2 separate regions of the Homo sapiens genome follow, and region 2 is linked to region 1. Evidence: read pairs that join two places in POLR2A ChIA-PET (ENCODE). Cell type or tissue: IMR-90. All regions are shown on one strand. Each heading gives the region's core, and the rest is flanking DNA. Links, peaks and the distances in the headings are about the cores only.

Region 1 (16,456 bases), core at 6,927-10,926:
AGTGGGAAGAAAGAAAGCAAATCTAGGCATAGATGGGACTGGTTGTTCCTAAAGGAGCCTATTTTGTCACTTCTAGCCTCAAAATAAAGGAGACCCAGCTTCATAAAAACTTTCTAAAGGTATGACCCCCTGCTATGATGACCAAGACAGTACTTCCCAGCACAAGGAGTGCAAAGACCTTTCTTTGTTCATTTCATTCTAATCTGTATCATATAGGATTTGGTAGAGCTATGTTACCATTTAACAAAATAGCCACTAGCCACATTTGTCTATTTAAATTTAAATTATTTAACATTTAATAAAAAGCTAAACATTTAGTTCCTCAGTCTTGCCAGCTTCATTTCAAGTGCTCAATACCCACATGTGGCTGGTGACTGCCTTACTGGATAGCACAGATAGAAAATGTTTCTATTATTGTAGAAACTTCTATTGGGCAGCACTGACTAGAATAGGTAAAAGCTTTACTATACAGTACATGACCAATTTTAGCTAATTTTGACAAAGATGAGTCAAACCCTGATAAACTTTGTCTCTTTTAAGGTATATTTAGTATGTTTAATGTCCAGAAGTTCCTCTGAACAAATTCAATACATTCGTGTGTAGCTAAGAACTCAGTCCTAAGTTTGCCCCGGACTTGCCTTCTAAAACTGCCTCTACCCCTTCTCACCAGCCTAGAATGTCCCCTCTATGGTGGAAAATAATCTGATAAAGTGATTTTAAACAAAGCTTCTCTCCCACCAAACACAACTCTGTTTGGTGATGAAAATTTCAGATGAAATGATGAAAATTTTAGATTTTGGAGAAGCTGACCCTAACAGTGTTCTTGTTCTATGTTTAAAATCTGATATTTCACTCTTTAAATTACAAGCCAGGCTAGGCGCGGTGGCTCACGCCTGTAAATCCCAGCACTTTGGGAGGCCAAGGTGGGTGGATCACTTGAGGTCAGGAGTTCGAGACCAGCCTGGCCAAAATGGTGGAACCCTGTTTCTACTAAAACTACAAAAATTAGCCAGGCATGGTGGCGGGCGCCTGTAATCCCAGCTACTTGGGAGGCCGAGGCAGGAGAATTGCTTGAACCTGGGAGGCGGAGGTTGCAGTGAGCCCACATCACGCCACTGCACTCCAGCCTGGGTGACAAGAGCAAAACTCCGTCAAAAAAAAAAAAATCACAGGCCAAAAAAAAAAAAAACTATTATAGGACTGGTCTGCCCATCATTGTGCTTTGTTTTTTTTTCTTTCTTTTTTTTTTTTTTTTGAGATGAACTCTCCCTCTGTCACCCAGGCTGGAGTGCAGTGGCACGATCTTGGCTCACTGCAACCTCTGCCTCCTGAGTTTAAGCGATTCTCCTGCTTCAGCCTCCTGAGTAGCTGGGACTACAGGCACGCACCACCACACCCAGCTAATTTTTGTAGTTTTAGTAGAAATGGGGTTTGCCATATTGGCCAGGCTGGTCTCAAACTCCTGAACTCAGGTGATCCACCCACCTTGGCCTCCCAAAGTGCTGGAATTACAAGTGTGAGCCACCGTGCCCAGACCCATCAGTGTTTTGATAGCTTCTCTTAGAAGGATAAAACTGAAGTAGGAGGAGAGCCATGACAAATTAATAAACCAAAAAAAGATACTGAGAAAACAAAGCAGGTCCCCCTACCTCTAGCCCACTTAAATATATCAAGAATTTAATACAGGGTGATTCAATCTTGCCTCTCTGACACCATGATTTTAACAACTTCACATAAGGCCTCCAGAAATATGCAAAACAAACTTCACTAAAGGAGATCAAGTAGAAGGACCTGATTAAGTATCTTTGCATTGAAAAGGCTAAAGCAGAAAACCAGCAATTAAAGACATCACCCTTCCTGGAAAGTTTCTGGGACAACTGCACTATTGTAGAGATTTCTTCAAAGAAATGATTTCCCTTTGTGGTCAATGTGAAACCTTGCTCAAGTACATGCAGGTGTACTTGATGCAGGATGGTGACAAGACGAGTTAAGATGAAAATCTCCAGCCTGGATTATTATAATGCTAATACAAGAGAGGCTGGAGATCTCCAATGCTTTCAAATTGTTTCACAAAATTCATGAGTTTAATGAAAATTTTAGGCAAGAGAATTAGATTATGTATGATTCATTGAAAGCACATACAAATTTGAAATATATATATAACACTGACTAGTCTTCAAAGATTTTAAAGCTCTAAGTTTTGCTATATTCTAGTCTTCTCTGCAAGCCAGGATATTAGACTATGGCACAGGGGCATATTTTCTTACCATTTTCCTCCCTCCCTCTCTCCTTTCTTCCTTCCCTCCCTCCCTCCCTCCTTTCTTACATTCCTCTCTCTCTATTTCTCTTTCTTTCTTTCCCTCTCCTTTTTTGAACTTGCTGTCTTCTCTAACCTTGGGGAGAAGAAGAAAATATTATTAGCAATTTTCTATGAAATATGTTCAATGATCATTTTTCTGTTGCATGTTATAAACCCAATAACTCTCAACAATATTATGCTCTTCTAAAATTATACCTAGTGTTTATGTTCTTATATCTAAACACATAACTTTCTTTTCTAAATTTCAAGGTGCATTTATTCATAAAATTAGTTAAAATTAAATTTTTGATGTGATCAAAAGAGATCAATGTAAGTTGTACCCAAATTGACTAACACATCCAATGTCTGGAATGAAAAACTATCTTTCCTGGATGTCAAATGACACACAGGATGGCTGTCAATGATAGGAATCCAAAATGGAGAGAAAAATTACAGTGTGTATGTCACAGTCTAAAACAAATTAAAGCCAAGTTAGATGGAAGTTTTATTGGATATAATTGTTGTACTTATATGTTAATATAAAATGATAATATGATCCCAAACTTAATAGTATGGCTAAAAATTTAATCTCAGAGTTCTTACACAATTCATAAATGTTCATAGGCATCAAAAGACACCTACTTCTTGACTGAATTATAATCTGCTATGTAATTCTGAGAATATGTATTAATCTACATAGATTTATATTTGCTCAATTCAAATTGTTATTTCATTGATACATGCTCTTTCCACCTAAGTGATATTCACCTTATATGTCTATAAGTTGTTTTTATCTGAAATGCAAAGAATTATCTATAAAAGTTTCACAGAGGATTAAAAACATTTGCATTAAGCACACTTTGTTCAAAGCATAAATATATCTAGCAAAGAGTATAAAACTGTAAAGCCCAAGTAATTCAGGACGTTAAAATATCAGGGTGGAAGGTGGGGGATGAGCAGAGAGAGGGGGATGACGAGGGGTGAAGTTTAATCTTCGTATTATAATGTCTGAGTGGAAATTATTATATAGTGTCAATCTCCAAGAATCAAAAATATTATTAATTATAACTTTAAAGTCAATTCTAGTGTAGTTTATGTAAAGTTCTACAGCAGTGGTTTTCAACATTTTGAAGTGATACCGATCCCTATGAGAATCTCTTTCTCCAGAAAACTCCTCAAAAACACCAAGTTTCAAGGAACTCCTAGACTCCATGAAGGCCATTCATGAATCCCAGGTTAGGAACCCCTGGCCTAGGCAGACAGGGGAGAAAAACCCTCTTTCAATCCCATAGCTACTCACCTCTACAGAGTTTTCATGAAATGCTATAAACTAAAGCCAGCAGCAAAGAAAATGTATAAAAAAGAGTTCTAAGTGGGTAAGGGTATGTGGTTAGAGCCACACAGGCTTCTTTGAAGGCCTGCCAGACTCCTACCTTCCTAGTCCTTTATAATTTCTTTTTTAAAAAAATCTACAAAGCCTTAGCAACAATGGAGTAGAGGAGTACCGAGCAGAGAGATGATAATGATATAAGAATCACTATCTACTGAGTCCTTCAGGTACCTTGAGAAATAAATCCTTCCCAAATTTGGATATGAGTATACCCAGGAATGTGAGCAGTGTAACGGGAGTAGAAAAAGCCACAAAATAAATAGTAAATACATGGCTGTCTTCCTGGAGGGTCAGTATTCCTTGTGGGCAAGTAATTTAAAGTCTTATTTGCACACGTGTTCATTTATCCAATAACTACTTCTTCAATGTTATACCAAAAAGAAAACAGATACTGTTCTTGTCCTCATGGAACTTCCGGTTGAGTGAAACAAACAAGAATATATTGAGGAGCTGAAAGGAAAATCTGTGTATATATTTTTTGGGTGAAACCTGAGACTTCACTGAAAAGTCTTGTTTGTGGCAGACTACTTCAAGCAATGTCCTGGCAGGCACCCTTAGTATTGGATCACTCACTCTAACTTGAGGATCACCCAAGTGGAAGAGTTTGAGAAGCATGGTTAGCAGTGTATCATTTAATCCCCACTACAAGAGAAAATACTGTTACTTCCAATTTACTAGAGAAAAAAGAGAAATTTGAGAAATTAGGAAACAGCTCAGATCATACCGCTGCTGGCGTCTGAATAAGTGTGTGCCATTCCAAAATCTACATATTTTTAACCACTAAATTACACTACCTTTAGGAGTTTCCCACTTTATGTTTCCCCTTGAATCTGGGCTCATTCAGGATTACGCAGGCTAGTTTAAGCTTCTCTTTGGAAGCAGACAGGTTTGGCTTGATTTGCATTCTAAATATTTCACAGTGGTAAGCGAAAGCTATTATTATACCCATTTTATGGTGAGGAAGCTGAACCACTTGCCAGCTGAGGTATCTGGCTGGGTTAAAAACAGAATCTGGGTCGTCAGACTCTCATTCCTCTTGACTAACTCCAAGCCTAGGCACTATTACTGTCCATGGGCTTTTCTGAACATGAGATTCACACTGGGTGATAAAGAGTGAGACAAATTCTGCTAAGAGAAAACAATAATAGTGCAATTGAAAAAAAGGGAAAATAAGTAATCATAACTCACACCAAAATTGGTTACTTTCAGCATTGTGAATAGAAAAGGGAGAGATTATTCATCACAAATGAGTCAGAAAATTAGAATGTGTCACTGCACTGATGACAGAGCTGAGGAATTTGGATGAACTGAAGTTTGACACTTATCCTTCTAGCTGAAGAGGGTAAATGGTGTGACAACAGGACAGAAATGACCTCTTATTTCCAATCTTAATTAATATTTCCAATCTTTTTTCCTTAACTACTCTGTCTAAAAGTTAGATGGGTTTATATGTTTGTTTTCTATCGGTAGAGATAATGTTTTAACATCCCTTTAACGTTCTAGAAGTATTGCGTTAATTAATTCTTATGTGGGAGTCATTCCAAATAGTAGGATGATGATTTTTACCTTATTGATTTTCCTAATACCTTTCTGGTTTCCAGTGTTTTCAAAGGATGAGGCACTATTAGATTTTTAGATTTATATGTCTCTCAAAATTAAGTGCCTGTCAACTGATATTCCATCTTTACTCTGGATACATGATTTCCTTTATCTGACAGATTCAAAAAAATTTGTACTAGATTTAATGACATTTCATGCATCTTGAATTTGGGAGTTTTTAATTCTCTATTTTCTATTTGGCAAAAGGTTTACAGGAGAAAGCCAGATGCAAGGGTATTTATATGTGCATACAGAACCTGTGCCATCACTCTCTAGGTACTTTGGGGTTTCCTGCAGGACAGATTCTTGATGTATTTTCATTCCTTTTGGTCAGGAAGAAGAAGACTATAAATGCCACAAATGGTCATACATATCTTGGGGTCTGCTTTCCAAAACGCATATTATTTTGGATCCGTCTCAAGAAGAACAATAAGAGAATGATACTGAGATCTTTTTTTCTTAAGATGCTATGATAACAATCCTAAAAAATGGCCTGCCTTCAAAATTTTGATGATGAAATAAGGTTATAATCAATAAAGAGAGAAGATTTTAAAGTTCAGCAATTAGGTCTGGGACTGCTTCTGCGCCTGAGACATTGCCAAGATACAATGTAACACTCCATCCCACCCCATATGAATCTCCCTGTTCCTTCTTGATTCTTACGGGGATAGGGTCTGACAGACTAGAATGAAATGAAAGCAGTAGTGCTGGGAGGGGTGGCAAGGACCGAATTTGTTTAATACATTTAGGATGGTTTTTTATTGCTGCTAAACTAGACACAATTCCTTAGCATGATGACATTCAGGAATCCTTTACAATCTGATTCCAAAGAACTTTCTCTTCTATATCTTAAACTACTGAAATTGTAGCTCTATAAATTCCAAAGGGATTGATGTACCAGGACCTTTGACTTATAGTAAACTGATCTTAAGGGATGCTGAAAAGGTTTGGCACTGCTATCATGTGGTCTAATCATTTAGACTTGTCACTACCAACTATTTGCTTAAGAGCCTCCAAGACCTTTCACAATCTGGCCCCGGCCCACCTCTCTACTTTTAATAAAAAATTTTCCCACTGCTGCTTCTTTATATACGGTGACAGCCTATTTGCTCTTCCCTGAACATGGCCTGGGACATCTATGTCTCTGAGTCAGCTAACGGTTCACACTTGAATCTCCCAAGCCTAGCATAGTGTGTGAAACACAGCACGACACTCCAATGTTTGTTGAATAAATGCTGTCCGTCTATTTTAGGAGACAGAGATGACAGAAGAAAGTTGTTAAATCAGTAAATAAATAGCACCAGAGAGAGGTCAAGGAAAAGTTAATTTTAGTGCATTTTAGGAGTGGGGGCAAGATGAGCTTGAAGATTAGGAAAACTGATGCTCTTTATTCTTGGGTCTAGCCAATGCTATGAGTCAGTTACTTTTTCGGGAACAAGTTTAAACCTCAAGGTTAAATGAACACAAATGCCCTGTCCATCAGCATATAATGAAAAAGTTGTGGCTATTTCCACATCAGCACAGTGAAATTAAAATATGCAGTGCCTCTCTAAGAGGCATCACATATGACAGAGCTTTTAAAAATAGTCCCCTTTGCCACTCAGGTATAGAAAGAGCTATAGAAACAAAAGCAAATGTTTGAAAAACTGAGATAATTTAGCTTAGGGAAGAAAGAGCTGAGGTGTGTCTTTATGGTTTTTTGACTATAAGAAAAGTTGTTACAAAGAGGATAATGATCAGCATTTTTGTCCTAGGGCAAAATGACATTAAACCGTCCAGTGCAGAATTTAAGACTTAAAGATGAACATTCTAAATATGCAAGTGGTAAATAATCAAATAGATTGCTAAGAGCAGTTCTGAAATTTCTTTCTTCCTGACTCTCTTAAAATAGGAAAAATCTTCATCTATTTTGGATAAAATAAATGCAGCTCTGCCTCCAGTCAGGAGAATGAATTCAATAACTTTTCTAGTCTTGTTTAACTCTGTATGATTCTATAAAATTCTATAAAATGTTCACCCTAAAAATTATACAGAATCACAATACAGTTGAGTAAAATACATTCTACAGTTTAAAAAGAAATAAGCAATACAGATAGTTGATAAGTTATTACATTCAAAATAGTAATATATGGTGCTCACGTTTTTTATTCAATTTGCCAAGTGCATATAACACAAATAAAATTGGGAAAAATGTACTTGAATCTACTAAGGCTTTAACATAGCGATTATCTAGAGTAAAACAGTCTAACAATTAATTCTTTCATGTCTAAGAAATTTGCTGAATATTTCATAAACCTCATATTGAATATGTATATAAACTCAATTTCCAATTAAAGAAAAAGTTTTTTGAAGGTCCAGAAAGTAATATATGAACTCACTATTATTATTTCCTGGACCATCTTCAAAGACAACAGGAGAACCACTAAACAATTCCTTTAAATGACCAAAATGTGCCCCATATGATTAAGAATGTAAATCTAATAACAGACTCACAGATAAGGTCTAACAGGGGTGGCAAGTTACTGGCTTTCTTTGTCTATTTACCTTTTAGCTTTGGAGCTCAGCAGAAGTGTCCATTACATACAGCACAGGGTTAGATGAACAGCTCCAATGACCTTGTCTGAACCAAATTCATTTAAAGCAGTTTGCCACTTTTCTTAAATAGAAGATGAGTCCATTCTATCTATGGCCCAGATTTGGACTGGATCACTGAACTATTGCCCAACTCTTATAAGCAAAGCACTAACATGTACCAATCAACAGGCGAAGGCATCAGGAAGGTAAAAATACACATACATAAGAAACTGGCAGTAGATTAAAGAAGAAAGCTATATCTAAAGATGGACTTTGGCTTTTAAAGCCTTTGAGTGTTATTCGAATCTTGTTAACAAAAACAAAAACAAAATCTGCATTCCAATGTAACTTGTAGAGAAGATCCAGTAAAAAAATGAATTCAAGAGAGAGAGAGAAAGAAATGTAGTTTTATTTTGCAACCCATTATTTCCATAAGAACATGAATCAAAGAGTCAGCTATGCCAATTTCTTCATAGCTGACTAGTTATAGGATATTGTTCTAGTCTTCACTAATGACTTCTTGAGGTTGGTTATTACTGTGATCAGGAGTTGGGAGGATAGAGGTCTAAGACCTTTCAAAAGAAACGTTTTGTTTAGTATCACTACAGAAAATAAAGTCAGCATTAAGCTAACTTTGACAACCTAACTAGGATAATGGTTGGTGCATGTAGCCATTGCTTATGCTGCTTCATAATGAATGGAACAGTAAAGGTGTCAAGTTAACCAGCAACTTGAATTTTGAAAAGCTGTGGCACAATAAGCTGATAACATAGGTTGTTAGAATTAGCAAAACTTACTTTCTGCTTCCCCCACCTTCTAGTCCTACTTATTTCCACATCCACATTCCTATCACCAGGCAGTTAAAGAAACAGAAACAAATGCGGCTGAGACTGCTTCTTTGGGGATACTCTTAGTGAGCTCTCCATCTCCCCAACCACAACTTGCTCTCAGTTTGCTAAAAATATATTCATTTAATTGTTTTAATGCCTCTACTTAGGGGAATTTGCATTTTCTTAACTGTTGATACAAGATCTACATTCAGTTTTTTTCACAGGTAATAAGCAAAGTATTTGGGGAGTGTGTGTGTGTGTGGTGGTGGTGGTGGTGGTGGTGGTGGTGGCAAATTCCGTCCTAGATGCTTCGAGTTTTCCAAGTATACTGCTAAAAGGGGTCATTTGCTTCCCCACCTCAAGAAGCCAATTGTGCTTATAGTTTTACTTCAAATAAAGATATATACCTATAAATGCACACATCATACGTGCACACACACATATTCTTCTTCTCAAAAGTCATAAACATTTGGTGACTCTCTGTATACTCCATGAAGTGCTGTTACTACTAAAGTCAGAGTAATTTAGGCAGAAACATAAGAAACCCCAAATGGTTTGCACTGAAATTTTATTAACATATTTGTCAGTGTTTTCCTCATGGATAATCTCCATTGGTTCCTGGCTCCTTGTCAGCATATGCTCCAGGAGCCTCTCACAATATCTTTCTGCCCTAGAAATCCTGGCCTGTGAGATTTCCTTGTAAATATCTGAATTCTTGTATTCACCTATTAATGATCCAGGGATCGAGGATGTTTTCTATCTGCTCCTTAACCTCCCACTTCAAGGATTAGATTGTAAACAACCTAGTGGGAACCCTTCAGGCCAAACCACAGCTGAACGAATCTCAGCAGGCAGGGAACCCGCAGCAGTCTGTGAAATACCGTGAAACACAATTACGAAAATATAAAGTATTCACCCATACTTTGGGGAAGAAATTATGTTGTTTCCAAGATGAGACCTCAAAAATAAGGCTAGTATCCTAATTGAGAAAGACATGATTTTAAAAAGTGTCAGCAGAGGTAAATTTTTAAAAGTACCAGATTTGCCAGGTCCTTCTCAAACCATAGATTCATTTTCAGTATATGACAGTGGCCTGAGCCGACACTTCAAGGGAAGTCCATTCATCTCTGACCAATGAAGCCCAAAGTACTCACTGCATGAAAGGGTTCCTTTCTTGTTTCCAAAGGCAATCAATTTTTGTCCTAGAGTCTGAAGGTTCATGGGCTTTCTTTTAATTTTGTCAGTCTGCACATGCATGGTTCCTCCTGCATGATTTGGTCTGGAGGAAGTGACCCACCCACAACGCCACAGAGCTAATTAACCCCACACTGAGCTTTTTTTTTTTTCTCATTTCACACATCCACTCAATGCTTTAAATGACCCAGCAGCAGCATGATCATATGATTTCTTCCCCCTCAGTGAGGAAAGCATGGTGATGGGAGGAGCAGGGATATATCTGCCCTAATCAAAACAGCAGTGTGATCCTAAAATATTATCTAATTGCATTGCATCCGAGGGTGCAAAATACTAAGAAATCCCTGAACGAATCTCTTTCATGTCATTCATTTAACTTCTTGCAGTGTCCATTTGAAGTAGCAAATAATACATAAGAAACACTGAGGTAGAGAAGTTTGATCTATACTCAGAATGTTTAAAAAACATCCGATCTTACAGGGGGTAAAAGACCGAGAGCTCCTTCCCTATCCCGAATAGCTTCAAGAGAAGGGCCTTTTTTCCATTTGAAGGAACAGACTCATGTTTTTCCAGATTTATTTTTTCCAAAGGGAATGCCTTGAAAACTCTAAGATGATCACTGTTTTCTAACTTTTCAAAAAAGAAAAAAAAAAGTGAACATGATGGTGGTGGGTGATTTAATGGAATCAGCTTGTCAACATGATGAAACTGAAAAAAGCTTTTATAGACTCTGTCCACATGCTAAAAAAAAAAAAAAAAGGCAACCTTTAAAGTTATGTGTATAGTATAGAGTGGTTTTTGTCATGGCAAAGAAAAGAAATATAATTATCTTATGCAGTAAATGTAAGGCTCTGCTAAGAATCTCATTGGATAAATCATAGAAATACATCCTGGCCAGATAAATGGAGCCAGACAAGTTCTAGGTCTTGTAAGAAGCTTTCAAAAGAATCATCATATTGTAAGTCTGTCATCTCTGTAAGTGACAAGAAAAATTCTAGGCTATTTCCCTCGGTTCTACTAGTAACATGGCTTCAGAGTTTTAAAGATTTAGACTTAAATGGACAAGAAAATGACTTCTGAATATCCCATCTTAGGCAAACTATCGGATTTCTCTCATTCTTACAAGTAAGTGTAGCAAATTGGTTCACCTTGGAAGGACTTGGTTAGAGATCATATATGTCTTATGTGAACTTTTAACCTCTCTTTCCTTTGCAAAGTGATTTATGCATACACTATTAAATACACAGGAATTCTATAATTCTTAGTTCAGTGAACAGTTAGTACAAGGGAAAATCTATCTAATATTTTAAATTTTTGTTTAGTGTCTTAAATCCTACACTTTAGAACTGGAGACCTTATAGATAAGTTCTATAAGGTCTTCAGTGTGCTGAAAAACACATTTGCTACTGCTCCCTAAGCTTCTCTTAGGTAAGGCTGCCAACTGGGGTAAATTGATGGATAAAACTAGCTCAATAGGCAAAAAACAAAGGTCCAGTGAAGCACAGTTTATTTTTATTTATACTGGTCAGAAATATCACAGTTAACAAATAGCCTAAATCAAGCTCTTATATCTAGGGCTCCAGCCTTTGGCTGAAGTGTCTCATCTGGTAATTCTGAAAAAAATAGGGTTGTTGTGATTTCAAAGACTCTCCTGCCCAGTAGACTTTTTCAGGCTCACTGATGCTTAGGATTCTAAAGCCTTTACTATGGTCTGTTAGACCAATACAGTATGTCCCTTACTATTTCTCTGACTTCATCTCCTAACATTTTCATGCAAAATTGGTCCAACAGACAATAAAATAGACAGGGATAGGAATATGAATGGGGACTAAAAGGAACTAATTAATAAAAATTAGTTGCTTTATGTCCTTGTTAAATATCAACTCTTTCATGACAGCCTAATAAAGTTTCTGAACTTATCTTGAGAGTTGGTTAAGATAGGGGAGAATATACAAAGTATTTCCAACACCATGCATTCATTCATTAATTCAACAAATAGTTTTCCCGAGTCTATTATTGATTACTCTGCCAACTGGATTCTACTTCTGCCCTCAAGGACCTTCCACTCTAATGTATGTTTTGGAGAGTTTCTGTCTCTATTATCACTGACAGGTTATTAGCCCACTTTAGACAAGTTATAAATATAACCACCTGCCATGATGATTCCTCTTCTTGTTCTTTATTTGTTTTTATTCATTTGCCCTGTAACATCCATTAACCTTTCATGAATGACCTGATCCTTTGTGAGCTATACTATCAACACAGCTAATTTTTATATAAATGAGAAACCCCTTCTCCACTCCCAACTAACTTTTCTTTCTCAAACAGCCATGAAAATATAAAAGTCTACCCAGAATTATTTAAGTTTTTGAAATGAGTCCTTACAATCTGATCTGAAGCACCATTTTTTTCCTTTCTTTTTTGAAAGAGGGAATGGAGCCTCAGCCCCTAAGATACATATCTCAAGTTACAGGCAAATTACACACAAGTTACTGGTCTCCCAGACGTAGTACTCACTACTCTCTGGGGTAGAACAATTTCTGCATTGAACAGAGGACCATAATCTAGCTCAAGTAATCTCAATCTCAGAGAACAGTTAACCAAGTGCATATTTCTGGTCCCTATATTCTCTTATAAGGAGTTACCCTCTCCACTATATTTTGGTATTTTCTGAACCTGGCTACCTTAGGTAAATGACAGTGGACATGGTAAAAAGAACACTAACTCTTCCTCAATTTGTTAAACTTGTTTTTCCTCCTCATATGCTTTATAAACAAAAATGGGAGAATTTAATGTATGTATAGAGCAGCAAATGTTCTCTCTGTTGCTTTCAGACATTTTTATCTTATATAAACAGTGGTGATGAAATTATAAATACCATTATTCCACCTCTATGTTAATACTCTTATTATCTTGCATCAACAGACGTGAACAAATACGTACATGACACCAATCAATCCCTTTTCTAAAAATGCAGTTTTTGTATTTCTAAACAGTGGAGGAAGAATTTTATGAATTCAACATGTAGTTTACCTATTTATATTTTGAATTTTAATAAAGTAAAACCAAATTATCGCTTATGTTCTTTCACACTTACATCAGCCATTAACACTCTCCATGCTGGCATGGGGTAGGGGGTGTGTAGAACTAATGGCAATGGGTCCAAGTCCCCTGGGTCAGGTGGTTAGGGGCTTGGCAGGCTGGAGAGGATGTTTAGATGCTGGGGCAGGATATTTCAACCTGCTTGACAGGTAAGAGATATTTTCTGGCAGTAAGAGGAATATTTTTTATGGAACAAATTGCTAGGGAGAGGTCATTTTGGGGCACTAGGTGAGAGAAATATCAAAACCAAACCTAAAAGCAGTCTAAGGGAACTCGGGAAAAGAAAATCACTACTTTTTCAATCTCCTCACTGGTTTCCCTTATTCCATAGTGTGCCTTCTCCTTCCATCTTCTAGCACTTCATACTCTTTTCTCCTCCATTTCTTCAGGTTTTCTTTCTCCTACCTCTTTATTATAACAAAAAAAAGCATTTAGGAAGAATTCTAGGAGACAGGGAGACAAAAAAAAAAAAGAATTTAGAGAAGACATAATAACATACTGCATAAATATGTATGTATGTATGTATGTGTTTATGTATGTGTATATGTATGTATATATAACAGATATTCGATTTACCAAGAAGGATAAACTGGGACTTTTGAGATTTAAAAAATTCATGGTATGTCTGGTCATATTAATCTCCAAACCAGCTTGTTTTTAGCATTGCTAGAGCTATAACAGAATCAGGAGTAGAAAACAAAAGGAAAAAAATAAAATTTAACAAAGGATTTATATTTGCAAAGGAAAGAGGACTTATTTAGAGTTGTTTATTGAAATTCCCCCAAAGCTATTTTTTGAACTTATATATTGACAACATCAAGAGAAGGAGCTTAGGAATTCTCATAGGGTTTAGGAACTACTAAACCTTGTATATTATGTTCATCTCAGTCCACTCAAGCAAGTAAAGGATAACTAGAGGATGGTATCTCACAGTGCATAACATGGTTGGTTACTTTGCTAGGCTGACATATGGAGACAGGGCCCATAGGAGCAGAGCTTTTCTTACGAATACCAGAGAGAGACACCCAGGTTCATCTAAATGTATAGGGCATGAGGGATTAGTGGTACAGTGTTATCTGCAAAGTACCTAAAAGTGTTTTCTAAACAAGCACTAACTTCTTAGCCCAGTCTTCTTGGGGATTAAACAAAATCCAATAGTAAGTAATGGGGAATACTTTATTTGGTCACTGGGTTGGGGAGGGTTGCTGAGACATATGACAACATTCAATCCATTAAGATAGGAGGAAATGAGGAGAAAGAGAAAACAAAGAAAGGGAGAGCGAGGGCCAGAAAAGAAGAGTGTCACCTCTGTAGACTCTCTAACAGAATAAATCGATAATCTTAAGAAAAGTAAAAGAGCATGCCTAGAGGGAAACCTCAGCACACTTTTGGAATCCAAGGCAAAAAATAAAACAATTTGCTTCTTGTCAAGTTTATTGCCATTGACCCATGGGAGGTTCCTATTTATTCTGCTCTTACATGCACAGGTATTTCTTCTACTCTTACATTCTTTTCCTAAGGATTAGCATTCTGTGATAATGGTGGTAATGACAGCTGCCTTAAATTAGTGGCAAGTTAGGAATGAAACACTGACCACCAGGCTATGTTCTTGAATCCAGTCTATGCCCTGTAATGTGTTCATTCTACTTTCTGCATTTTCTCTGAGACCTGTCGCATAAGACTTGTTTTGTAAGGCCGGGCTCCTTACGGGGACACATATGGCTCCAGAAAACAAGTACTCTACTTTCTCACCCTGACTTTTTGGTTTTCTTGTTTTTTCCTCTTTTCTCCCAGACTATTATTTTCCAGTTTCTTCTCTACCAGTCTGGACGCCCATGGTTGTTAACTTTAGAGATACCCACCAGCTCCATCAATTCCCTCATCTACAGTTCTCAACTGTATTTACCTAGTTCTGGAGCTCAGATGAACCCACATGTATGTTCTCCTCAGCTTCCAGGCTGCTGATCCTTGCTGGAGAAAAAGCACAAAACTGTACAGCTTGATGCTCCTGCAGAATTACGGTTTCCAGCATAAGTTCGAATTTCAGAATTAGTTTGCAATTTTAAAATTTGCTCCTAGTCAGTTTCCTTTTTCACTCCACAGTTTCATTCATTACTCTATTTAACTGGTTATAACCCATCCCCTACCCTTCACTCTCAGCTAGTAACCTTGCCTCCTTTTGCATAGAGAAAACAGAGGCCATCAAATGGCACTTCCTATCACTCCACCTTTGCCACCAATGAATCCGCCTGTAACATTTCAGAGATCTTTCTGCCTAGCACTGATAACCTCATCCAGGATCTTATTATATCAGTTACTTTTCCTTTCTTTTGTATTTTCAATTTTCCTACTGCCTGCCAACATGCTTTAGCTGTCTTCATTTAAGGTAACAACAATAACAATGATAATAAACTAACAAACAACAAACCATCTTTTGCAGACTTTATCTTTCCCTCTTTTGTGCCACCTTCAAGCTTCCTAAGCTCCCGTTTATTCCTCAAACCATTACAATCTGGTTTCTCTAGCTGTGTTTCTAATTAAACAATTTTTTTTTTTTTTTTTGCCAAAGTCACCAAACACTTCTGAATTGTTAGCTTCCAAAATCCATTCTTCAACCTCATTGTTTTCTTTCTTTTAAAGGTCAGGTTCACTGAGGTATAATTTACATACAATAAAATTCATCCTTGCTATACTCATTTACCATTCAATAAGTTTTGCCTTATATGTTGGAGGCCTGTAAAATGAAGCCCAACCCCCAAGCCGCTTTGCTTCATATACAAATCCCTTTGGCACCTCTCAGCAGTCTTCCCCACATAACCCATTGTCTGGTGACACCACACTACTCAGCATTCAAGGATATATGCCATGTACATTCATGCCCCTTGTACTTTCTTTATGTTTCCTCTCTATAAACATATATGTCTTGGTATAACACAGTAAATGCTATTTAATATTACCACATCAATTTCCATATAGAATCATAAATCTATACGTTATTTTGAGAAGCTGAGGTTTTCCAAATAGAAGTCATCCATCAAAATGCTACTACCTGAAGATCTCTATTATTTTAGTATTATGGGTTGATTATGTTCCCTTAAAATTCATATGTTGACATTCTGGCCCCCAATTCTTTAGAATATGAATAGATGTGTGAATAGGGTCATTGAAGATGTGATTAAGATGAGGTCATGCTGTAGAGTGGGCCTGCAATCCAATATGACTAGTGTACTTATAAAAAAGAGAAACTTAAACACAGACATGCACACAGGGAGAACATCATGTGACGATGACGGCAGAGATTGGGGCTGATGCTTCTATAAGCCAAGGAACACCAAAGATTGCCAGGAAACCACCAGAAGCTGGGTGGGAGTCACGGAACTCACAGCCTTAGAAGGAGCCGACCCTGTTGATACTTTAATCTTGAACATCTAGCTTCTATAACTGTGAGACAAAAAATTTCTGTTGTTT
Region 2 (16,456 bases), core at 6,661-10,660, 70 kb before region 1:
CCTAGATGTGGGGAAAGGTTGTTTAAATGAAAACATGGAGTTTCTCCTCGTGCTAAGCTGGGGCATTTGGAGAGTCCCCTCCTCCCTGTGCCCCTCCATCCACACAAACATACACCCCAGTTCACGTTCTAGTTTCACGCGGGATAGGAAAAGAAAACGAAAAACAGAAAAAGCAGGAAAAAGTACAGAAGAAGAAGGAGGAAGGATAGGAAGAGGGTCTAAGGAAGTAGTGTAGTCTTCCAGAGTGCTCCAGAAAGTGAAACGATGAAAAGGGTGAGCCTCAAGAGCAAGGCACCTCCCAGCTCTCCATGGATGAAGAGTCTCTATCAGCTCCAGAACTAAAACCCTCAGTAGGCAGGATGGTGCTAAAAGAAGAAAAACTCTGGAAGGGGGTCAGAGACGGATATTGCAGAGCTTTCTAGCCCCTTCTACATTACGTATAAAAACGATTATTCAAGAAATAATGTAATTTTCCAGAGCATGTTCAAATGCAAGAAAAAGGTGCATTCTAAGATTAAATGTACTACGACAGCTAATGATTCATTATGTTAAAGTTATTTATTATTTACAATTATTTTCTATTTATGACATTGTAGTCTTTCATTGACACTTGATAATCAAGAGTTGACAAAATACCATTTGAACTGCTTTGCTAAAGAACAAAAAAAGAGGGATTAAGGTAGACAGGAAGTGCGTCCACCAACAATAAAAAGGACACATGACTCATACCCCAATATTAATGACAAAAATATCTACAGTGAGATCCTAAAGTTCTGGGTATTTGTCTAATTTTTCCACAATCAGAACCAAAGGTAAAAACAGCATTGACAGCTACTGCAGTTTGGTCTGTTTAACAGACCAAATGCTGGGATTTCAAAGATTCATGGCTGGGATTCCAAAGATTTGTCCATGTTGGAAACAGCATTCACAGTAGCTTTTCGGTCAAGTGGCACAAAGGAGTGAAAAGGTAGAAAAGGAAACATTAGCACCAAAAATCTCTAGTCATCTTTTACCACCTTAACATGGGTTAGCTGAAGGCCATGGAGAATAACGGATGTGCAGTTGTCTCTTTCTTATACAGACAGCAGAGAGAGGGGGGAAAACCACACACTTATATTTTGCTAATGTAAAAGTCCCAGTGGAAACATTAGCACTCAAAGACATTAATGTGGATTTGGGACACTCCCTGAAGGATTTTGATTCCATTAGAAAAAAAAAAAAAGACAGTGACAGATATAATCCTGCTTTGATATGTTTAATGCCATTTAAAGAGAAACTGTACCCATTTACCTCAGGCCAGGACACCAAGAGTTCAAAAAGTGAAATACCATTTCTCAGTGCAAAGAAAAAGCTTGGAAAATATTATGTGAAAATTAATTTGGCATGCTTCTTTGAAATTTTAGATTTCTGGGATGAGCAAATGGGTACAGTTTTCTTTTAACTGTTTTTGAACACCATGTGTTGAGAAGAAAACAACAGAATGGCAATTGCTCATCCAAAATGCTAACTTGTGGCATGGCACAGTCAAGATGGCCTGCCACAGCCAAAAAGCAGGTGTGTGCTATGCCTCTCACTTCAGTAGCATGCACGCCACATGTCCCTGCATTCGGCAACCTCTTGCATTTGCTTTTGGAACCTTTCTGAGGGGGACAGTAAACATGACTCAACAGAATGTCTAGCTGAGGAGGGACTGGCTCTCTGAGCCTGCTGTGAGACAGACTTTTTGAGGAAGAACCAAAGGAAAACTGGAATAATGTATTTATTTTGGAATTCTTTGGTATCACTTCCTGTGACCTAACACCAAGACGACTGGTTCCAGATCATTTTGTGTGGATGAAATTTAGCATCTAATCAGGTCGGAGAGTAATGGTGAAGCTTTTGTGTGACTGGAGAGGACACATTAAATCAGCTACCTCATTTGGACTGAGGTCAAGGTTAATGTAGCTGGTACAGATCATACGAACCTAACCTAAAAGCTTAGAGTAATAAACTCCTCACCCCTCAGGTCCATGGATAAGCTTGAAACAGGGTGTACAAAACCATTTGGTGTGCTGGGATGCCAAAGCTTCTTCAATCTGACATTATGAATCTGTTATTATGTTACTCTAGGAATTAAAATAGTTTTACGTAGATATAGGTCCTTTTCAACTATACAACAGTCCTATGAGGGAGACGAGGAAACAGAAAAAAAAGATTTTCCTTCTGCCCTGTAAGAAGCCTGATAAAGAGGCCAAGTTAAAAGTCATGACCACGTCTAAGCTCAAGTCAGGAACCACTTGGAATGAAATCCCAGGATATCTGTGCTGTAGGAATAGACAAGGTCTGAAGATAAAGAAGTAGATGAAAATCAAAATTACTATTTTAGAAGACAGGAGTGGGACACCTCTACTTTATTCTATACTTTTAATAAATACATCAATAATAATTTATTAAAAACCTACTATGTGCAAATGTCAAGAGTGGGGAAGAATGAAACCTATAAGTAATAAACTGGAAAGAAAAAACATCCTTAAGCTTTTCTGATGTAACTGAGTGATGTTCTCTGCTTCTGAGTAGAAATTTATGGATTCAGAAAAGGTAATTTCTTTCCAAACACTCACATGCCATTGTTAATTTCACTCATTCAAATCACAACATTTACTACTATACCTTTTATTTCTGATGGCACATTCTAGGTGTTGAGGGGGATACAACTGTGTGTAAGTACAGTCTCTGTATTTATTAAGCTTACTGTGCAGTGGCAGGAGGAATGAGACATATAAACATGCTCTAGTATAAGACAGTATGTAATCAGTGCCACAGGAGACATACAAATAAGTGCTTTAGCAGTTCGGAAGAAGCAAGTCCTCCTGGCTATAGAACCACCCCTCCATAGACATACTGAAATGACTCAATGCACAGAAAGGAAGGATCTGTACAACTTTAAGTCAACTTACAATTGATGTGCATTAGGGGATTGGAGGGTTAGCTAGGCTGTGAGGGGAGGGATGTGCTCACTGTGTCCACAGCTCCTCTCACACTGGGTCACCCCATAATTAATGTTTATCAAAAACATGCATGGATAAAAGTGGAAGTCAATTGAATGATAGACCAGGTCAATGGGTCTGTGTTAGTTCTAGATATTTTAGATGATTATTAACACCCTGCTAGAAGTTGGCATTATAAGAACATCATTTTCTTCCCACACTAGTGTAAAAAGTTCAGTTTTTTACCCATTCCAGAGTGATGGGAAGTAAAATTCAGGGCTTCAGTCTTCCAAATGAGGGAAATACTTGGCCTGTGCAAAATGCTCTCGGTAGGGGTATCAAAATGTCTTTCAAAACAGCAAAAAATACATTTCCTGATAGCCCCTAAGGAGTATGAGTTGGAATCCATGTTCTCTAGATGTGACGATGGAGTTCGGGAGAGGCAGGTATGCTAGGATCCATATAAGATCGTATTTCCCATGGTAGTGGGAAATAGAATTTGAATGTCCTGGCTTCTAGGTCTGGGTTCTTCCTACAGAAACATCTTTTTCATTTTGTATTCCTCTTGGACACTCTAGTCCTTTACCTCATGAAGAGTAGCCTTCTGCAATTGGGGTGTGTGTGTGTGTGTTTGTGTGTGTGTGTGTGTGTATCTTTCTAAGAGAGAGGATAGCCTTACTGATGTGCTTTTGTAAAGGATTCAAGGTTGTCTGGATCCTCAAATAATGCAATTGAAAAAATACGGTTTCTTTGATTCAATGGTGCTTACATTTGAGCAGCGTTTTCTTTTTCCATTCTCAAACACAGTATTTGAGACTATCTGCCAACAATAAAAAGGTTTAGAGCATCAAAAGTGTAGGCGAACCAAATCAGAATTAATCTCTGTGAAAACCGAGATTCAGGCGCATGGAAAAAGTTTAGGAAAAAATCCAGGTGGGAGGCAATCCCATAGAAAGGTGTCTGGCATCTTTCCTGATTCAAAGTGAGGTGTAGTAGGACACATGTGGAAGAGAGATGAGCGGTTCTAGCTATTCATATGATCCATTGTCTCACCAATGCTCACACAACTTGGGACTGTGTTATCAGGGGGCCATTTGATTTATCATGTAGTCCATGTATCCTATTGTATGTATGATCCGGAGAGAGGTTAATAAAGGGAAGTCTAAGCTTAACTGGGACTAAAATGAGGTGGCAAACAGCCATTCACTCAAACAAGACTCACCAGATTAATCTGTGGAGTATCCAGCAGCATTTCCTTTTATTATCATATGAAAAGCTGTGCATTTTATTGGAAAATAATTAACTCTTTAAAAAAAAAAACTTGCACACCATAGCAGCAAAAGGGAGGAAGATAACAGTGATCACTTCTGAACACCTGGTACACGTTTGGCACTGTTTTTCTTTATGCATGGATTTCTTTACATATGTTATCTCATTTGATCTTCATACCAACTACGAATGATTGATATTTTGCCCATTTTTTTTGTATAAGAATCCTAAGGTTCAGAGAAGTTACGTAAATATCCTTTGGTCACACAGCTAGTAGGGACTAAGCTGGAATTCAAATTGGAGCAGTAGGACACAAAGCCTGTGCTCCTCACCATGCCTTGCCAGGCCAGACTTCATGTGCTTTTCATGGCATGAAATCAGTGTTGGGGGAATTCTGCCCAGCATCTCTGGTTAGCAGAGTGAATTGCTTTTATCATTTGCCAACATGTCACAGAAAAAAACAAAACAACAAAAAAATTAAAACTCCTGGCTCTAGATTTCCTATCAACCTGAAGTTTGGCTTGGTTACATATTATTTGAATATCTGACAATCTTATAAAAAGTCTAACGAGAATAAAAAAATTCTTCATTTATGCTAGCTCCTATGTTAGCTAAAAATCTCCTATTCCTACATAACAATGTGCCTGGGGAACTCTCTCACTGCCAGAAACTCATCTGAAAATGCTGAAAAGTCAGAATTTGGGGCCTATATACTGACTAATGTTACCAGCTGTGAGTCAGCTTGAACATCAGTAATATGATATTTCCCGCTACAATTTGATTTGGTTAAAATGTGTTTGAAGTTCACCCTTTTATTAACTGGAATTACCACCTCCTGTAACTGGAGGGCCTCTGAGAACAGGCTGCTGGTGCAATCCACCTTCCCACCCGCCAACGGTGCATTTCCTGGCAACAAATACTATTAAATTGATAACTACAGAAATAGGTCAAAATGTCTTTTCAATAGTTGCTAATATTTCTCTAATGCTCCATAGCCTCCCTTTGATTCTTGTGCTGACATTTTTTTTTGATGAGTGCAGGAGCAACAACTGTTAAAGAGAAATGACCAGAAGAAAGGAAAGCTGGCTGGGGTGGATGGAGGTGCTCTTAGGAGTTCCCGTATCAGACAGAAAAGCTAGATCTCCCTAGAGGCCCAAGGGCCCCAAACTCAGCTCTGCTGTTGAGTTTGGTGACCCAGAAGAAAACCTGTGTCCCATCTGAGCCTCAATACTCTCATCTGTAAAAAGAGGAGACTCGAGATGACTGATTATTCAAATTTGCAAAATGCCCAGAGTTCACAGGAGGTAGAAGCCCTGACTTATCACAAAACATTTGGGTTTTAAATTTGTTTATAGTACTCTTATAATGTTACCTGTTAAGGCCTTGGCTATCCAAGATAGAAACTTATTTTCATACAAAAAAAGTAATATTGTGTTATATTTTCGTAAGAGAGACCCTTTGCTATCATACTGGGTTTTATTCACTATGTAAACCTATATTCCCTCCCTCTCTTTCCTCCAGGAACAAAGTTTGCTTTTCTGAGTTCACATCACATGTGTGATTACAGCAAAGACAGAAGTTTGAGGCTGCAGTGAGCCATGATTGTGGCACTATACTCCAGCCTGGGTGATTGAGCCAGACTTCAACCCTTAAAAAACAAAAAAGAAAGGGGTGGGGTGGGTATAGTCACATTGGGAACATAGCTGATTGTGAGCCTGCAAGAAGAAAAGTCCCCTTGCTAAAAAAGGTTTTCCAGCACTTCTTCTGAGATGCAAACATACCACGGAGGGGTCAAGCCATTCATGCCTTCATGCTATAACCACTTCAACTCCAAGAGAGTTATCTCAGTGTAAAGCAGTTTTGAACTGGAGCTGGAGGGAGGGATAGGGATAATTCTGGAACAGGGGAAGGTGAAGGAAGCAATCAGATTAACTAACACAAGGACCCTAGGCTCTGCTGGCAGAGGAGAAGATGAAGTGGGTGACAAGGACTGAAAAGAACCCAGTCTCTATTGCAGTTTTTGCCCAGGGCCTTGTCTGGAGCTGGTGAACCACTAAAAAAATCCCTTGAGAGATGTCATGGTTTATCAAAAATGCCTTTGGCTCTTCTGTTGCTCCATGGTTGTGCTGTTGCTCAACAGGCGGTCAGCAAACTACAGCCTACTTGGTTGAGGTGAGAGTAGCTTAATCTCATATAATTTAAACTCACAAAGACTATCTCTCCATCAGATCCCTTCTGTTTTCCTTCCTTTCCTAGAGCAGGGAGGAAAAAATGTGTGAAAGTAAGGGCAAAGAAGGAGGAGGAAGAGGTAGAAGAAATTAACCTTTCCTCAGCTTCCAAGTGAGTTAGGCTTTGTGTTAGGTAAGCATCTCTCTAGATCCTTCCAACAGCCCTGAAGATATTATTAGTAATAGGAAGTATTTTATAGGGTTGAAGCAGCTAACTAGAGCTCAAGGTGGCCAGTCAGGCTCCTTGTTACACAGCACTCTTTTCTCAGCTCCTACAAAATATTTATTTATATGTATATATTTCTTTTTCTTCTCCTCCTCCTTTCACTCATGGGTGCTTGAAAACAGGTTTAGGAGCCAGTCATGTGGAATTTATCTTTCAGGAATGTCGAACACCCCTTGAGTTATCCAAAGCATACCTGACTAGGAGTCAGGAGGCCTACATTTTCTGGATTAAGGCTTGGTCCTAACAAACTGTCAGTGTGGACAGGCCCATCCATCTCTGGGGTCTGCTCCAGGCCTTACAATTCTGTAATTCACACTCATCAATGTGGTGGCAGGCATTAGTGTGTTTGTACAAAACTCAGCAAGAAGTAGTCTCCTTAGATGCTACATGTAGACTGAAGCGAGGAACTGCCTCCTGCTAATGCCAGTTGTGTTTTGAGTAAGAAGAATAAAAGGATTGATCTGAGCTGAAAGCAGAAGGGAAGATGAGGGGAAGGCCACAGAACACATAGCTAGCAGTGGCATTGGTGGGGGTCTGAGAGAGGCAGAAGCCCAGGGCCAGAGCTGAGAGATCAGCTTGTTTTTAGCATACACGGATGTGTTTGATCACATGATGGTTGGGAGGTACCTAGGCTAAGATAATCTTAATGTTAGGTGCTCATTTTAAAACATCAATTTAATGACTGAAGCCTATTTTAATGATCCAATAAAGGCCAAAGCCCTCACTACTATGATACAACTATTTCTCCCTAGTATTCACTCCTTGCCAAAAAAAAACAAAAAAAACCAAAAAAAAACAAAACAAAACTTGGCTGAGACAGCTATAGAGTTTCTGATTACAAAACAAGATCACCTTGATCATAATCATCTCAAGGTGCTTGGAGGAAAGAAGGAGAGATGAGTTCTTCTGAACCACATTATGTGGACAGAAATCTTCAAAGAGTTTAATGGAGGAATTAACTTTTGAGGAATTGAAAAAGGTATCATTTTCAGTAAGAGAAAAAATGACTGATACTTTCAATTGGTATGCTAGGGAAAGATAAATTCTAGGCAAGACCAGCTCTATAATTTGTGGGGCTCAAGGAAAAATAAAAAAAGTAGGGCTCCTTATTAAAAAATTATTAAGAATTTCAGGACAGCAACAGAAGCACATCAAGCCAGGCATAGGGCCCGTCCAAACATGGGACCTTGTGCAACTGCACAGGTTGTATACCCATGAAGCTGGCCCTAGTTTTAGTTATTGTTTTTACCAAGGTATTCCAGTCCCAGAGCTACCCAGACCCAAATGGAAAAGCACATACCACAACTCTCAAAACTCTCAGTTAACCCTGTCTTCCTACGGTAAGGACACAACTGAATTCTGCAACAAGGATCAGAAAATCCTGGGGTCTGCCAACATATTTGATAGATTGCAACTGCACTGGCTTCTGCGACATTTGTCACAGTCACTAATCCGTGTTTCTGTCACAACCTAAGGATGCCCAGGATATCAATGTCTGGGAATTCAAACATATTTTCTAAAAACACAAATTTATTTAAAAACAACAACAAAACAAGCAGAAGTCACTAAAAAGAAGCTGAGTCCCCTGGATGAAAGTCTGCTCTTAATCTCTTTCTGGCTTTACCTTGAGTAGGTCTTGGGTGTATGCACACAGGTTCAGAAGTGCAGGTGAATTACCACAATAACTCTTTTCAGTTAGAGAAAAAATAGCAGAAACAGAAGAATCTGGTCATAGCCTAGCAGAAACTCCCTCATTTCACCAACAGTATGCTTTCTCCCTTTCTTATTATGCTAAGTTGAAGCGATGACTTCACTCTCCATGGAAGCTAAGTTTCTCTTTCCTGGATGCTTGGAATGGGCCTGGTGAAAAGCTATTGGAGGGTAACATCATGTCTAAAAAATGTATGTATGTATGAAGAAAGTAGAGATTTAAAGAGCTCAGACCAACATCAAAAGAATAACAGCAGTCCAAAGTGAAATGAATGTGGCCTCTTTTCCAATGACCTTAGGGACTTTATATATACTTAGCCTACTTCTTGAGTGGATAGACCAGTAGCTTGGCAGATGCCTAGGATGTCTGTACAGGTTGAAACTTAATTCCGTCCTTTCTATACATCTTTGTCCCATTAAAGAAAAATATCTAATATAGAGAACCAGTTCACTCCTACAGCCAGAATTATACTTTGACACTAGACCAATTGCTACATCCTTGATTTAGGATTTTTTAAAAGATATCTATTGGCAAAGCTAATCTTTTATTTGGCTTAATAGGTTTGTACTGCTGCTCTGCATAAGGCCATTAGGGTCCATAAGTAGATGGAAATGTGTTTGAATCTCTATAATCATGCTTAGATTTCAAAAGTCTTCCATTTCACAGAGGTGATGTAGGCTCAGCCATCATTTTCAAGTGTTTTAACAAATGGTAATCAGCAGAGAAGGTCTTACTTTTTTTTTTTTAAAAAGTGACTGACCTTCACAATGGATGCACACATAAAACTCTGATTCATTTATTTTAAAACCATTCTCCCCTGCTGTAAATAGATAGCTACGATATATACATTAATATATGTGTGCACAATCAGCCTTAGCAATACTGCTGTGAAGTAGATGAGGATAGATGGTTTTCTATTTATTTGACAAATACACTATTACACAGATAGGTTAAGCGATTTGTCCTGTAAGGAAGGGTGGAGCTGGGGGAAAAAAAAATCCTCCCACATCTGCTCTTACATGATACCACTATGGAATTGGGTATCCTTTATTGTTTTTGAGTGACTTGATCTAAATAATGGGTAATGTAATTTTCCTGAAAAAAATTTCACTATTTCTCTCATTCCCTCTTACTTTCTTCTTCTCTCTGCTTCTCCTCTGAGATTATTATAAACTATTGATAAATGTGGTTGCTCTAAATTTACACTTGCTCTTCATGGGCTTTGATGGGTTTCAGCTTCTAAAGAGAGCATAGGGGAGAAAAAAGCTTATTTCTAAAAGGTTTTAAAAGGATAGATAACGCTGGGACAGTTTATTTGAATTAATGTCACTATAAAGTGGATACTGGTACGAGTACTGTCTTGGACCCTTCTCTCGCAAGAGCTAGTCCAAAGGCTCTGAAGTGATACCATGGGAAGGAAGAGCTTTTTGGAGGCAGAACCTGCTCATCAACACTCTGCTATTCTCCTGGGATATCAGACAAAAGCCAGAGCTTTCTGTGCACCTTCCTGTTGAACTGCTTTAACTTGGAACTATTCTCTACATTAGGGCTGTCCTCTCTGAGTCCCTGACCTTAGATGGTCTTTCTCTATTTTGGCACATATTTGCATATCAGTTACGGTGACATATTTGATAAATAATGGGCCTCACTGTTTTTTGGCCAGTGAAAAACTATTTTGCTATTATTTTAACTCTTTATTATCTCTTTTGTCGATTATTTGTGTGACTAAAAAGATTTCTTGTCTCTTATCATGCTTCTGGTTACTGTTTCTCAATGTCATCTGGTAAATGCTTAGAAAATACAATTTTATTTTGATAAATTCTAAACAAAACATAATTATGAAGAAAAACCAACAGAGACAAGTATATAATGAATTTTGAAGCTAAATATAATAAATAGTTCTGAATTTTCTGCCACTCCGGCTCATTTAGAATGTAACATTGCTGACAAATTAGTTATTCATGCTGTTTTTTAAAAATCAGGGGCAAAATTATAAGTTTCAATTCTCCTAATAGGAGTTATAACCCCTGCAGCATGAAAGCACTTGAGTAATGTTTGCTATGTGAAACTGGCTTCGGTGATTTCTCCTGAAGGAAACTGCACTATCAAAACCTTCATCAAGGCTGCTTCTGTTTAAGACCCACTGCACTACGAATGTCCCTGTACCCGTCAGAACCTTGGCTGGCTGTCATCCCATCAAGCACCTCATCTGCAGTTGCCACTCAGACATGTAAAGCGTGTGTTTGGGGACGACGCGCGGTGGAATGAGAAGGGATACAGAGCTCTGTTGTACCACTACATTTATTGTAAGCAACCACTTACACGGCAACTGCTTTGCTCTTTTATATTCTAGGCAACACACCGGTGAATATAATTCATAATGAACATATTCAACATTTTTTCCATCAGTTCAATACATTATTCATAAATATTAGAGATGGAAAGACCTGGAAGATTACAGAGTCCAAACCTCCTTTTTGTAACTCCCTTTCCCCTAACTGTTGATGGTAGCTCAAAAAATCCAAACCAAAACCAAAACAAAAAAAACCACCAACAAAACAAAATAAACCAAACAAACAAATAAAATACAAACACACAAGGAAAGCAACAAATTTACAAATTTTATAAGTAAAGTGAAAAGCTCCAAAGCTCGTGTTTGGTGGGGGTTGTTGGGGGCAGGATTTACACTGATGGAGCTCGCTGAAGACTAGGAGTATGGATGACTCTTTGCTTTGAAGACAGGCCAAGGGAGGGAAATGTCAGTTTCCCCCTTTTAGATAACAATTCAAGGTAAAGCCCAAGAGGCAATACCAAGTTCTTGGCCAAGTGTTAACTATCCATCTCTACAGCCTGTTGTGGACTCAGGACTCAGGCACTCTTCTCTTCATTTAGAACTTGAGATATTAATGCTAATGATAAAAAGAAAATGTATAAATGAATAGAGAGTGAAAACTACTAGAGAATGCTCCCTGGGATTATCTGTACTATCAAGATAGGAAAACTTTGCAGATGCTACTGTCTCTCTAGAGGAATAAATGCTTGCATTTTAATATTCTCAGCAGCTGGTTCCTGTTGAATGCCATCAGGATGATTCAGCCACCCACCAGGAACACCAGTAACAGCAAGTGCACACACAGAAATCTGCAAAACTTTCTTCTCTTGATGCCAACACCATTACTCTGGCAAAGTCAAAATCCTTTATTGAATTATCAGTTCTACTAAATGTGACCTTGTTCCCCTCACAAATACCAGCTTATTCTCAAATAAATGGAACTTCTGGCTGATTAAAATGTAACATTCCTTCTGACTTGAGCACACCCTGCTGTCAGTCTCTCTTCTGCCATGTTCATGTGATCTACCTCTTTTTCGTTTTCTTGCTATCCACTGAAACCTTGAAGGACTGGCAAGATCCATACATACTCAGAGTCCACTTTGTATGTTGCTCTGCTTGCTAAACCCATACATTTAATGTTATATCTCTACCCTTACATGTCTCAAGTTATTTCATCATTTCCATTTTTTAGACATTTTCTATTTCCACAGAATGTGTTTGTATGTCTGGAAAAACAGAAATGTGTAGCTGAACTGCATTTACCATTGACCTCATTAATACAGAATTACCATGCCATATTCAAGCTAGATAAAAATGCTATACTTGCCCTCTTCTTCAAATTTAGACCAGATTACACACTAAAGGGAAGAAAATGCCAAAGATGACAGCTAGCTATCAAAAAGATCTCACTGTCTCATTTTCAGGTCTCCAAAGTAAAATCTAAGGACATTCAACACAGATTCAGGTGCTCTCAACAGCCATGAAAATATATGGCTGAAGAGGGAATCTATAAATGTAATGAATACACAATTGGCTTATAACAGATGCAACCAAAATTAAATTCGATATCTTGACCTGCTCTCCAAAGTGAAAGTTTCTAGTTTAGGCTACAGACAGAGGTGTAACAAGCTCATTAATCACATGAACCAGAAATATAAGCTGACACTTCTGGGGATGCTGCAAAGAGCAGTCTTAAGCTGTTGGGGGTCTGTGGGGAACCTGAAAAATCATGTGGCTCTGACAGTCCACAGCAAGCAACACCACTGCATTTTACAATGTATGTGGGTCAGGCACTGGCCATAACCACCACTATTTTAAACTTCCAGGACAGGATTTAAGGATCTTTGTAGGGAAATAATAGGTCCAATATGGACTTTTATAAAAAGATTCAATATATTTTTATTAGGTTCCTGTTACACAAAAATCATTGTGTTCATTGCATGAGAAGACAATGAATTAGGTCAATCTATGACCTCGAGAAGTATATAAATGGGAAAGAATCAGAGGCAGGGGAATATTAATAAGTAATAGTAGCAATAACAATAACAACAATGATGAGTGATAACCTTGAGCTAGTCATTCTGCTAAGCACTTTATATACTACATTTCATGGAATTCTTATAGTATCCTAGGAAGGCAGATATCGTTTTTCTCTTTACAGACGTGGAACGTGAGGCCCAGTAAAATTAAGTACATTGCCTAAAATTATGTAGACCTGTTCTTTACATTACAAATAAATACATAAATAGCTTGCATATAAAATGAAATATGGCAAGGCTCATTAAAAGATACAAAGTGTTGTAGAAATAAAGGAGGCAGAATGTGTTTCTATTTGGGAATACTAGGAGAAAAGGAACATGGATGGGAAAATGTGGTGTGTGCTTAGGAAACAAGGATTGTTCCAGTTTGTAATGTTATAAACCTGTTGAATCATCAATGTCTCATTAGAACTCATACTTTGATAAGATAGTAAAATATACCAATCTGTACAGGAATATTTCTACAAAGAAATACTTCTTTCCAAAAGATCTTCTGACTACAATTTCTCAAAACTTTTCTTGTTATTTATTTTTTGGTGGCGATAGAGGGAGAAAAAATGTGAGATACAAGGCTATGGAGGTCTGGGCAGCAGTGTTAACTCCAGAGTCTCTAGGGAGTACAATGCATTTGGGTGCATTTTCCTTCATTCCTCAGAATGCCTTATCCTCATCACACATATTTGTCCCTGCCACATCCGAGGTGAGGTTACTGGCATAGAAATAGAAACCCTGAGGGTCTGGTTTCTTCCACTTCTTCAAAGTGGGATATCACTTACTTTTTATTTTTATAAATTAGTTTTAGTGGTCAGCCTTTTGGCATAGGAGTACATCAAGAAAACGTGAGTTAGAAAACTTGAGTTCTGGTCCCAGTTTTGCCTTGCTCATCTTGAAAGCATTTTATCTCTTCTCTGTGTTTAAGTTTTCTTATTGGCAAAATGAGTAGTTTAAGCCTGAATATCATTTCTTAATCTGTTGGACAACCCCCTCATCAAATTTTTTTTGATAAAAATAAAACCTTGTTTTAATGTAGATCCTTCTATTCTTCTCTATTTAAAATTCCTGGTTCACAGAATGCAATATATAGTACCATTAGTCCAGATAATTTTGTAGAGCTTTACTTTCTCTATTTTGTTAAGTTTTTCTCGTAAATTTTGTTTTCCAAATATAAAACATTGTAATATATATGTATTTTCAAATTCTACATGGTCCTCGACCAGATATTCCAATATTCCATTCTGAAGAGTTGGTTAACCCACTCACCCATATTGAGATATCTAAAGCCCCTTCAAGCTCCAAGATACAGTGATTATGATGCTCTGATGCTGACATTTGCTTTGTCAACGCTTAAAGCAGAGCTTTTAAACTTCAAACAATAGCATAACAAGTTGCTATAACAATTACACTTACATAAATCTTTAAGCAGATGTGCATAACAGCTCTTTACATCTACTATCACACTGGACAACCAAAGCTTATGATGTTGTTATAAATCCTTGCAATAGTAAATTCTACAGTTAATTATAACCTATAGGAAAAAGTACTGTCCATATTTAGAATTGATTGACTCTTATTTTCCACATCTGTTAATTTTGCACCCAGCTATAGGGCTTTAAATAGCTCCCATAACTTTAATCATTAGCCCCCACTCAGTCATGACTTCTATGTCTCACCCTTCTGACCTTGCCCACTGAGTTCACTCTTACTGATGTAATCAAACATGTTTCATTGTAGTTGCATTCGTCACAGTGCTCATTAGAATTATCATCATTCCTACAGCACCTCAGTGCAATGAAATTGTGTGCCTATGCAATTTGTTGTTATTTTAAGTTCTTCAGCTGGAATTTTAAAAATCTAGATGGACAATTTTATTTTATCTGATCGATAAATATATATCCAGTTAAGTGCCTCTGAAAAATTGGTAAGAAAATTATTTATTAGAGCAAAATCTTAAGTCTAGAGAGATTTTTGTAAACTTGGACAGCAGCATTCACTGACCTTGAATCCACAGGTTCAAAATTTATTAGTGTCAAGTTAGTCTTTTAAAGCAATCCATTAAAGCAATAAGTATAAAATATATATGGTTTACATTTATGTATGTGTTGAATTTAATAAATTAGTCAGGAGTCAAGGTATTTTTAAAGAAATATTAAATCTGTTCTATATTGATCAATTAACTGACTTTCTAACTTAAAATATTCTTTTGCTGTAGTTAAAACCTTTTTTTCTTTTTAAAACAAACAGAGTACATAAACTGTAAGGTGGCAATGTAGTTCACTGCGACAATCTATATATTCCTTAACGTTTGTTCTTTTTATGGTCATGGTATGTAGAAACAAATAAATGTATAATAGTTTAAGTCCAGGAGTTTTTGCCTGACTAAATTCTAAACACATAGCTTAAATAAAGGGTTGAAAGCCTGGCATCTCATCATTACTGTTTATATGTTATAAGGTTTGCAGGGCCACCTTATAAAATATATAGTTGTTTATTTTCATGTTCAATAAATAAGTAGTGTGGGGTTTCAGACTGAGAATGGATTACAGATTGTTCTCTCCTGGTTATTTTTGGCTTTAAGTATATTGATCATTTTATCATTTTCTTGTTTTAAACTACTTTAAACACAGCACAAATGTTATTCTCATCATGCCAGAAATGGGTTTGGAATTGATTCTGAGTTTCCATCAATTTTACTCTTTGCTCTTTGTGAGAAGTTTTGCACTGCTTAAATTCGAAAGGATAGTTTTGTTTAAAAGATGTCACAGTACAACATTTAGAGAACCTTAGCTGCCCAGAAAAACTCAGATTTTCTGCTTTACAAAAGAATAAAAATCATCGAATTTATTACCCTGGACTTTATTGAAATCAGTGAAGAATATTCATACAAATACAGTTTCACGAACTTCCTCTCTCTCTTTCTTCATGTAAGTGTTTGACAAAAGCATGTATCTTCTGAGAAGCCGGCCTGATTGGTCCAGGTTGGCACTGTTTCAGTGTTTGGCCTACGGCGGCTGCTTAGGAATAATTTCATCTCATCCTCTCTATTTTCCTGGACTGTATCAAACTCAGACACGTGGTATGCAAAGGAAATCCAAGTCTTTTAAAAATGCTATTTCTTTTGGTACTAAAGCCAAGACCAGTTCTACTTTGGCCAAATGATCTTATCAAGATTTAACAAGAGATATTCAGTAATATCTCCAATCTGTGAGAAGACATTCCACTAAGGAAGATAATTTATTACATACAGTGTACATATATTTCTCCACTTGGTACCAGGAAGAGACATGATCAAACTTATTCTATTGGTACTGAAAACAATGTAACACTGACAAAAATTCTGTGGCAATTATTCATTTCAATTAATTTAAAAAGAAATAAACAAGTAGCTCTTCCCCCATTAAAACAGATACTGGAAATCTATTTTCAGTTATTGCTGAAAATATTTTGGCTTCCACAAAGGCACCTTACTAACACACTACTTTGCCCTCCACTGTGCTGTCACAATTCAGAACTTGTAACATTTTATTCAGGTACTCTAGACTAATTAGATGAAACAACTGCATTACAGTATTAAGATGCTTTTGTAGAATTAAATGAAAGGAGATCTGCACAGTTCAGATAGCTTGGAAGATTTGCAATGAATATCACCAAAATCCTGCATGTGCAATATATTTTTCTACATTTACAA

Evidence for each region. ChIA-PET counts read pairs that join two places held together with the same protein. Peaks named below come from ENCODE experiments on the same cell type or tissue, not always from the same donor. Only the 100,000 strongest peaks of a DNase experiment are listed, where the experiment ranks them.
Region 2: POLR2A ChIA-PET joins it to region 1 with 5 read pairs; 4 of 35 experiments call an interaction of 5 or more read pairs at or near these places.

What each region holds. Positions count from the first base shown.
Region 1 is chr3:114,500,472-114,516,927 of GRCh38, forward strand. All of the region lies in intron 6 of ZBTB20 (zinc finger and BTB domain containing 20), which reads right to left. The region is part of intron 1 of ZBTB20-AS5 (ZBTB20 antisense RNA 5); the gene reads left to right. Among named protein-coding and RNA genes, the nearest start is that of ZBTB20-AS5, 55 kb to the left of the region's middle. In IMR-90, for the core only: no CTCF peak of the experiment used is centred there; no DNase peak of the experiment used is centred there.
Region 2 is chr3:114,430,961-114,447,416 of GRCh38, forward strand. All of the region lies in intron 7 of ZBTB20 (zinc finger and BTB domain containing 20), which reads right to left. Among named protein-coding and RNA genes, the nearest start is that of ZBTB20-AS5, 14 kb to the right of the region's middle. In IMR-90, for the core only: no CTCF peak of the experiment used is centred there; a DNase peak (open chromatin) is centred at 8,531.